Linked DNA regions of Homo sapiens: region 1 is linked to region 2. The links are chromatin loops, found by intact Hi-C in ENCODE. Cell type or tissue: endothelial cell of umbilical vein. All regions are shown on one strand. Links, peaks and the distances in the headings refer to the core of each region. The heading gives the core; the rest is flanking DNA.

Region 1 (4,407 bases), core at 228-4,227, 59 kb after region 2:
TTGGCCAACCTCTCTTCATCTCTCCTTCAACCCACACACCTTTCGCAGCCTCTGGTAACTTATCACTTCACTCTCTACCTCCATGAGATCAACTTTTTTTTAGCTCTCATACAAGTGACAACTAATGCATTTCCAAACTGGCAGCCTGGCTGGAGAGAAGGTATTCTTTGAGCTTGAGCTGAGATGACATATTTGAACATATGTACTCCTCTCTATTTCTCAAGCATCTGTATCAAAGATTTTGCCATGATTTAAATCTGATTCAGGTGGTGAAGCATCTGGAAATCATGATGGCATTTACCGAACATCATAAATTGTTGACATATAAAGCTTAAAATTATGTAATGTACCATTTTGTGCTAAATCAGATGCCATCTTATGCTAGATTCTCCCATAGACGAAGAGTGGCAGATGCCAAATGTACAAGAAAAAACCACGAGAGCAATAGTTTAAATAAATATGACTTTTCAAATTAATGAATATGGGAAAATTTGCATTATTCTATCTTGGTTGTGAAACTTCTAAATACATCTATCAGAACCATGGTTTAAATAGCCTAATTGTGTCCGCAACTTAAATTTGACTTTTTAGTTTAAGAGTAACTCTATAGTATTATATTGCATGGGCTGAAAGATGGCAGTACTAATCTGGATAAAATTATTTCCCCCTTTTTAAACTTAAAAGGAAAATTGGTTACAGCCCTGTTACTGCAGTTAGAGAATTAGAAGAATTTGGGTGAGTTTGAATCTTTTGTTTTGCACATTTCTAATCCATCTTGGTATTGTGGGGAAAAAAAGTTATAAGGAGAACATCTGTTGCTACTCATGTCATTTTTCATGCACATCAAGATCCATAATAGGTTAGAAGGGCCTCTCTCTATATCTTTTAAAAATTATAGTCCTTAACCAAAATTCTAAGGAGTTTGCATTACTTATTTCATTAAAATTACCAACAAAACAGTGTTGTTTCCCTCATTTTTTCCTATCTCCATTAATAAAACTCTATTTTCTTCCCTCCCACTCCTCCCAGGTAAGGGCTTAGCCCCCTCTTCCTTACCCATCTCTCAAAAGCCCCTCTGTTTATGCTGTTACATTTTCTACTTTCCAGTTTACCTAGGTTTATATTTTCATACCTACTGCCTCCCTGCACCCCATCCTTCATTATCCAATTCAACCTTAAATTTCTTTTTCTGTCCCTCTGCTATCAAACATGGTAACTGTGAAATTTAATTAAACAAATAAATACTTAATACAAAACCTTTTTCCTTTTCATTCACAACATCCATTGAGCACCTATTATACCAAGGCCAGGCACTGTTCTACATATGGAGGATATGGTGGGGGAACAAGATAGATAGATGAGGTTCCTGAGCTGATGGAATATATATTCCAGTATGTGGTGGGGTGGGGGGCAGGGCTGAAGCAGCTAGATGTTAATAAAAATCAGGTAAATGTGTATATAGGATTGCCAGATTTGGCAAAGAAAAGTAGCACATGCCCCAATTTCAATTTCCGATAAAAAATATTTCTTAATACAAGTATGTCCCATGCAATATTTGGGATTAAATTATAATGTAATAGTGATTAGGATGCTATTTGAAATGGTTTCACAGCTATCCCTTCACCAAAGATATATATGTGCAATTTTTACCCATGTGCATAATCAGTGTATTTCTGGTGTACCATCTCCAACTCCTATACTCCAATCTCAGCTGATAAAGATTTTGCTCATTCTCAAGTTCCACCTTCTTTAAACATTCTGTTGTAACAGTGCCAGCTCACTGTACTCTCATCTTTCATAAATCACCTTTACAGTTATACCCACATTACACAATTGGCATAAAAAAAACATGACCTGGGGTAATCTCTCTATTCTAGAAGTTGGTATTTTAATGGATCCACAGTACTCTACTGCCATGTTCATGAACTTTTCTATGTGCGCATTTCTTATATCTTCAATTTATAAGTGCAGAAATTGAGAATGAAAGGTCTAGAATTAAACAGTCCAGGATTCAGGATCTTGGTTCTGCTACTGACTGGCTATGGGACCTACTCACTATGGGACCTCACACAGGTTACTTGCTGTGCCTCAGTTTCCTCATTTGTAAAAAGAAGAAAATATCTGCCTCAAAAAGTTTGTATAAATATTAAATATGATTACATATGTGAACTACTCATACAAAGTGCATTCATTCTCCTTCTTCTCCTCTTTCTCATTATTATCATCATTACCTGCATACAATTTCTAGAATTTGGCGGCCTATCAGCCAATACGAAACTTCAGTATTAAGTGATCACTGAAATGAACAATGGCTTCTATAGCTTTGCTAAATTTTTATATGTATCTCACTCTCTTTTTGGTCATGATGTGCAGTCGGGAACAATGTACATTGTATTGTTTTAAAAGAGAAAGAACTTATTGATTATATAAACTGGGAAATGAAAAAAAAAGAAACATTTTTTAAAGCAACGCTCTGGAAAAAAAACCCCAAAATTATAATTTGTGAATTAAATGGTATTTGTGCCTATTCTCTCATCCATTTTGGAAAGTAAATTTATAAAAGGCAGAATCAGTTCTTCTGGAAGAGACCATTCTGTTAAATGCATAAGCTTTGGGTCTCTGGTAAAAGTATTTAGTGACAATCATGATGATAGCCCCCAGATGATCTGTTCAAGAAAAATTAGATTATATGGCAGATTTCCAAACCTTCCATTCAGCAGGAAATGACTCATATTATGCTTTTGTAACTGATGTTTTTGGTATTATATTATTTGTTGTAGTTATGTATGTAGCCAAGTTTGTAAATTGAATTCTATCATATATCTCCTAATGTTAGGAGAAATAGAACATTTTGGGTTAAAATGGTGTAGTTTGGTCTTGCCAGAATATAGGGGAATCATAGTATTAAGAAAAAAAGTCATCCTGGCCAAGCACAGTGGCTCACGTCTATAATCCCAGCACTTTTGGAGGCCAAGGCAGGCAGATCACCTGAGGTCAAGAAGTTCAAGACCAGCCTGGCCATCATGGTGAAAACCCATCTCAACTGAACATACAAAAATTAGCCAGGCATGGTGGTGAAAGCCTGTAATTCCAGATACTCAGGAGGCTGAGGCAGGAGAATCACTTGAACCTGGGAGGTGGAGGTTGCAGTGACCTGAGATCATGCCACTACACTCCAGCCTGGGCAATAGAGCAAGACTCCATCTCAAAACAAGAAAAAAAAAGGCCTGTCTGCATGAGAAATTAGTGAAACTGTAAGAAAGCTTATTGCTGTAAATCTATAGTATCCTTACGTTAATATAAGTCTATAGTATACTTTTTTGATATGAGAATAATAAGAGAAATACCTCTAAAATAACTCCCTAAACTATAGCTAGTGTAGTAGAAGCTGAAAACTCCATTAGAATGAAAGTCAACAGTTATTCTAGACATGGTACTCTTTATATAAAAAAAAGTCTTTGGGATAACTAAGAGCAGGTTATAATTAAGAGTTAGAAATGGTTAAAATGGATAGAAAAGGAGATGGGAATAAACTCTTCTCCTACCCAAAAATGACTTTAAAAACTTCCTGCTTTGCCTCAGATTATATGAACACTCTAAATTGCATTTAGAAGCAAAATGTCTTCTAGAGAGGTCTGTGAACAGCATTGCTCCCTTACCCAAAATAAAGGGATTTGAGCTTAAAACGGCCACAAGAATTTTGATTGTTGTTACAGCAAAAAACACAATACAATTTCAACTTCCAATATTCCTATACTCACATTAGGGATTTAATTACTACATGTGACTGAATCCAATCTTTTAATTTCTTTAAACTGAATTATAATTTTGTATTGTCTTCCATATTCAAGATGTCTTATTTACTTTCAATTGATAGTAATTCTTTATAATTTACTTCCTTTTTTATTTTGAATTCTAGATTATAAGGAAATGTAGGGTGAACGTGTGTTTCTCAGCTATATATTACTTAGCATTACATTTATTTATTTATTTATTTATATAGTTTTATTATACTTTAAGTTCTAGGGTACATGTGCACAACGTGCAGGTTTGTTACATATGTATACATGTGCCATTAGCATGACATTTAAATGCATTCTATTTTTAGATAATTTCCCCAATTCTACTTTGTGTAATAAGGATCTATACTGGGCGATATAAACAGAAAGAAAAGGCTTTACTTTTCCCAAATAAATGCCTGGATGCGGTATTTGCTCTCTTAAATGCCTGGATGTGGCATTTGCTCCTCCTTTCCTAGGTGAAATTCTGGCTATTAGAATAATTTGAGGGATAAACAGAGGCCTCAGGAATAATGATAGTCTCTCTAGAAAACAGGTATGCATGATTCCAGGGAAAAACACATGAACACCTCGTGTGTGTGTGTGTGTGTGTGTGTGTGTGTGTGTG
Region 2 (4,407 bases), core at 140-4,139:
TAAGGTGGTGTCCTGGATGGGATTCTAGAGCCATAAGAGAACATTTGGAAAAAGCAAGGATGTCTAAATGAAGAATAGACTTTAGTTATTAATAATGTATTACTATTCATATTAGTTGTGCCAAAGTTCTATAATAATTTGGGTATGAAGTATATGGAAGCTCTATAACATGCTTGCTTTTTTCTGTAGTTCCAAATTATTCTAAGATAAAGTTTATTAGATGTTTTTAAAAAGTACCCTTTGTGTATGACTGCATACGGGACAGAATAATTTGACCTCAAATCAACGATACAAAATAGCTTACAATAAGCTGCAAGTGTGGGATGTGTAACTGTTGAACTAACATCGCCTAACATGTCCAGGGTGAGGGAGAAGAGGTTTCTGAACAGAAGTGCAGAGTTTATCATGCTGATCAGATAGGTACAGAGGTGGCCCTGGAAACCAGACCTGCCCAAGGAACTTGCAGAAGTGGGAGGATGCATAGCGTGGCAGGTGGAAAATAGTATCCAGAGAGAGGAAGAGGATCAGGGTTGGGGAGACTCAGCAAGAAATAACTTAGAAGTTTTTTAAGTGAGTAGCAGACGACATAGAAGCAATAGAAATGTCAACCTGTGGACCATTTTCCAGGACTACCTGTTTTCATATTTCTGTGCCCTTATAAATGCTGCTCCTTCTACCTGGAACACACTTCTTTTCCCTTTTCATGAACTCTCTTTCTCTCTTTACAATTCAGTTCTGATATTACCTCTTTGGGGAATGGTTCCTAAATCTCCCAGTTGAGCTAGGTGCCCCTCCAATGCCTCTCTATGATCCTCTGAACTTCCTATCTATTAGAGCAACAGCTCTGTTGATCTGAACTATCTGTTCGGGTCTGTTTATCTGTGTGTCTTCTAAACTAATTTGTGAATTCCTTGCTGGCATAGACTCCGCCTTTTTTTGTTTGAAGCTCTGTATGCTCCATGTGTGGTACAATGTGCAGTTACAGTAAACACTCTTTGTGCTTGTAGAATAGAGAGGCCGGAAAAAATGACACAGGGAACCCATCTTGGAGCCATTCAAGCATATGACAGGTTTTCAACAGAGAAGGACCTAGACTCTAATATTTTCTGATTCAGTACAGACACCATGGGCCATGAGGCAATTCTCAATTAACATCTTGCATTATTCAGATCCTAAAGCTTGATCTACACACAATCTGCAAACACACAACCAAAAGCAGATCTTAGGAAACTGTAAGAAACTAGTGACACAAAGATGAAAAATTGTAGGAAAATAAGACTTTAGGAAAACTGTATGGAGATTCCTCAAGGAATTAAAAATAGAACTGCCATTCAATGCAGGACTCCAACTACTTGGTATCTATCTACCCGAAGGAAAAGAAATCATTTTATCAAAAAGACACCCGTACTCATATACTCACATGTTTATCACAGCACTGTTCACAATAGCAAAGTCATGGAATCAGCCTGTGTTCCTCAACAGTGGGTTGGATAAAGAGAATGTGGTGTGTGTGTGTGTGTGTGTGTGTGTGTGTATCTACATACACCACGGAATACTACATGTCCATAAAAAGAATGAAATTATGTCATTAGCAGCTACATGGATACAGCTGGAGGCCATTATCCTAAGTGAAATAACTCAGAAACAGAAAATCAAATACTGCACATTCTTACTTATAAGCGGGAGCCAAACACTGACTATACATGGACATAAAGATGGAGACAACAGACAGTAGGGGAGGGCTACTCCAGAAGTGGGGAGGGCAAGAGGGTGGGAAAACTACCTACTGAGTTCTATGTTCACTATGTGGGTGATGGGCTCTCTAGAAGCTCAAGCCCTAGCATTATGCATTATACCCATGTAACAAACCTGCACATATACCCCTTCCCTTGAATCTATAATTTATAAAAGACTTCAGAAGAAAAGATAAAGAAGTTGGTACTTTGTTTCTTTAGAAGTCTAGAGGAGAGGACAATTTTATAAAAATCTAGGCTAGGCAAGGAATTTCCATCTGCCCTGAAAACAGAAGAGACAATGAACTCAAGCTTGTCTACATGGAAAAATTATCCATCAGTTACAACTGCTTATCTTTAGGATACATTTAGGGAAGTGGTCATACAACTAAATTCACGATAGATTTTTATCTACTGGGGTTAGATCCGTATGCTTAATCCTGTATGAAGTTAAGTCAGGGAGCTAAATGACTGCTGCAAACTGCTTTGTCCAGCCCTAAGATTCAATGATTCCATTGGTGAGAGTCCATTCCTACTTAAAACATCCATCCTGGAGATGTGTGATTCTGAAAGTAAACTTTAAGATAAAGCATTACAGTTTGGATCTTCCCAAATGATCTCCTCTAAGTTGTTCTACACGCTTGAGCCTCTGATGGTCATGAATCACTGCTAATCTCTTAGAAACATATTTCTCCAGATAACATCAGTTCCTCTCAGAATACAAAGAGGAGAGGATTGCATTTCTTTTATGCTTCTGCTGAGAAAAAATGTAGACATTTCCTTGAGACAGAAGAAGTTAAGATCACTTGGGGTTGATACCTGGCTCATAAACAGGCAGTTCTTTGTGTATAAACCCAACTGACCCAAAGCAGCATATGGCTTGTTCCTTGTAGTAATTGTGTGTTAAGACAAAACTTCCCATATTTTTCCTTTACTCACATTTGCTAGTCACCACTAAACTGAACAAAATCTATCTCCTTTGACAGAGTGGTAACTTATTCTTTGATGATAGTTTATAGTAATCTCTGAAAATATGATACATAATAATGCTAATACTATGAGAATATTTATCCTGGGTGTTATTTAACTAGTTATGAAAGCACTTGAAGTTTTACAACAGCCAAATAAATTCTGTTATTATGCCATTTCAAGGACTGTGAAGTCCGTTCTAAGTAACAGCAGAAGGGGAGCCCCCCCTTCGTTTTTCCTGTTTATTTCTGCATTTAGATCTCTTGAAGAAAAAGCAATTCAGACAACCTAAAAACAAAAGGCAAGATGAGCACATTCTCGTTTCCTTTTGACCTTGTAGTTCTGATATGCAAGTAGCAAATTGTCACTTGAAAAATAAACCCTCACAACTACCAACCCCCAACCTTTTATAAGGAAAAAAAAAAAAAGCCCGAGGCAAACATACTCAACTATTCTAGGAAAAATTTAAAATATGTATGCAGCCATAGGGAATTCCAGTATTTGAGAGGAAATACACAGTTCCAACTGCAAGCTGCTGTTAGGGTTACTGTGCTCTGACCACTTAGGCTGAAAATGAAAGAGGCATTAATTAAGTAATAACGATCAAGGTATGGGGCATTTCCTGGGGATTAATGACCAGCTGGGGGAGTTGATAGCCCACAGTGCAGCCAAGGGCCATTAACCCCAGCTGGTCATCAATTCCTGGGCCCTGTGTTATAGTCATTATTGCTATCATAAGCCAAAAAATGAAAAGCAAATGGGTCTATGGATTACTTTTATGGATGATGCAGTTTCAATTGGTATCTACAGGGCATTCCTGGAGAATGGATGCTCCATCCCTGAGCCAATCAGGTGCTTCGACATTCCATTCTACTTAGGCTGCTGCCTGGGAGGAATGGAGGGTGAATGAGGTAGGCAGCCAACGGTTGAAGAGTTTCAGGTCTCTGTTGACACTTGAGGGCTATCGAAACCATAAAGATCACATGGAGGAAGATTTGGGGAAAGAAAAGAGAATGTGCTATATAGTTAGGTGGGTGTGTTTTCCTGTGGATGCCCCAGTTTAGTGCCTTTTACTGTGAAGTGGAGAAAAATCACTGGATGGTAATGAGCCTCCTAGAAGACAGAAAGTGCCAATTTGCAGGAGGAGAGAGGGAGATGAAAGGACAGTGTACTCTATTGAAAAAAAAAACAGACATTAAAAATAAGGAATACTGAGGGACTGTCAGCCTACAGTGATCAGGTTGGACAGTTAGAAATTAATTATATTTAGTTTAAGAAGCTGCTTCTGCAGCCTTGGTCAATTTTAAAAAGCACATTAGAAGATATCTCAAACTGACTTTCCAATTACCATGGATGACAGCAAAGTGCGTAGAAACAAAACTCATTTTAAATGGGTAAATGCATTCAATGCTGACTGACAATACTTTCAAAATTCATAAATTTCGTCCCTGGTCAAGCTACGATGAAGGAGATTCTGAGGAGAGTTGACCTCTGCTAAAGAAGAACAATATTAATGGGAGCCCTCCCCCGTCAAATTAATAATCTCAAATGCAGTGGGACAGTGAATATCTATGCACACGTTGGAGGATGCTGGGAGCAAAGAAATATTAAATTGAAAAATGATTTTGTACCAGAATTTTAATTGTAGAAAAAAATGGATAGAAAACAATATCCAAATCCAGCTTTTCCTAGTACTTCACAGTGA

Evidence for each region. A loop is a pair of places that touch in the nucleus more often than their neighbours do. Peaks named below come from ENCODE experiments on the same cell type or tissue, not always from the same donor. Only the 100,000 strongest peaks of a DNase experiment are listed, where the experiment ranks them.
Region 1: a loop joins it to region 2, with 4 times the contacts of the local background. A loop is called at or near these places in 1 of 110 quality-filtered maps.

Annotation. Positions count from the first base shown.
Region 1 is chr15:35,884,277-35,888,683 of GRCh38, forward strand. No RefSeq gene overlaps it. Among named protein-coding and RNA genes, the nearest start is that of MIR4510, 40 kb to the right of the region's middle. In endothelial cell of umbilical vein, for the core only: no CTCF peak of the experiment used is centred there; a DNase peak (open chromatin) is centred at 2,725.
Region 2 is chr15:35,824,927-35,829,333 of GRCh38, forward strand. The region is part of intron 2 of DPH6-DT (DPH6 divergent transcript); the gene reads left to right. Among named protein-coding and RNA genes, the nearest start is that of MIR4510, 100 kb to the right of the region's middle. In endothelial cell of umbilical vein, for the core only: no CTCF peak of the experiment used is centred there; a DNase peak (open chromatin) is centred at 2,385; H3K27ac peaks cover 422 bases.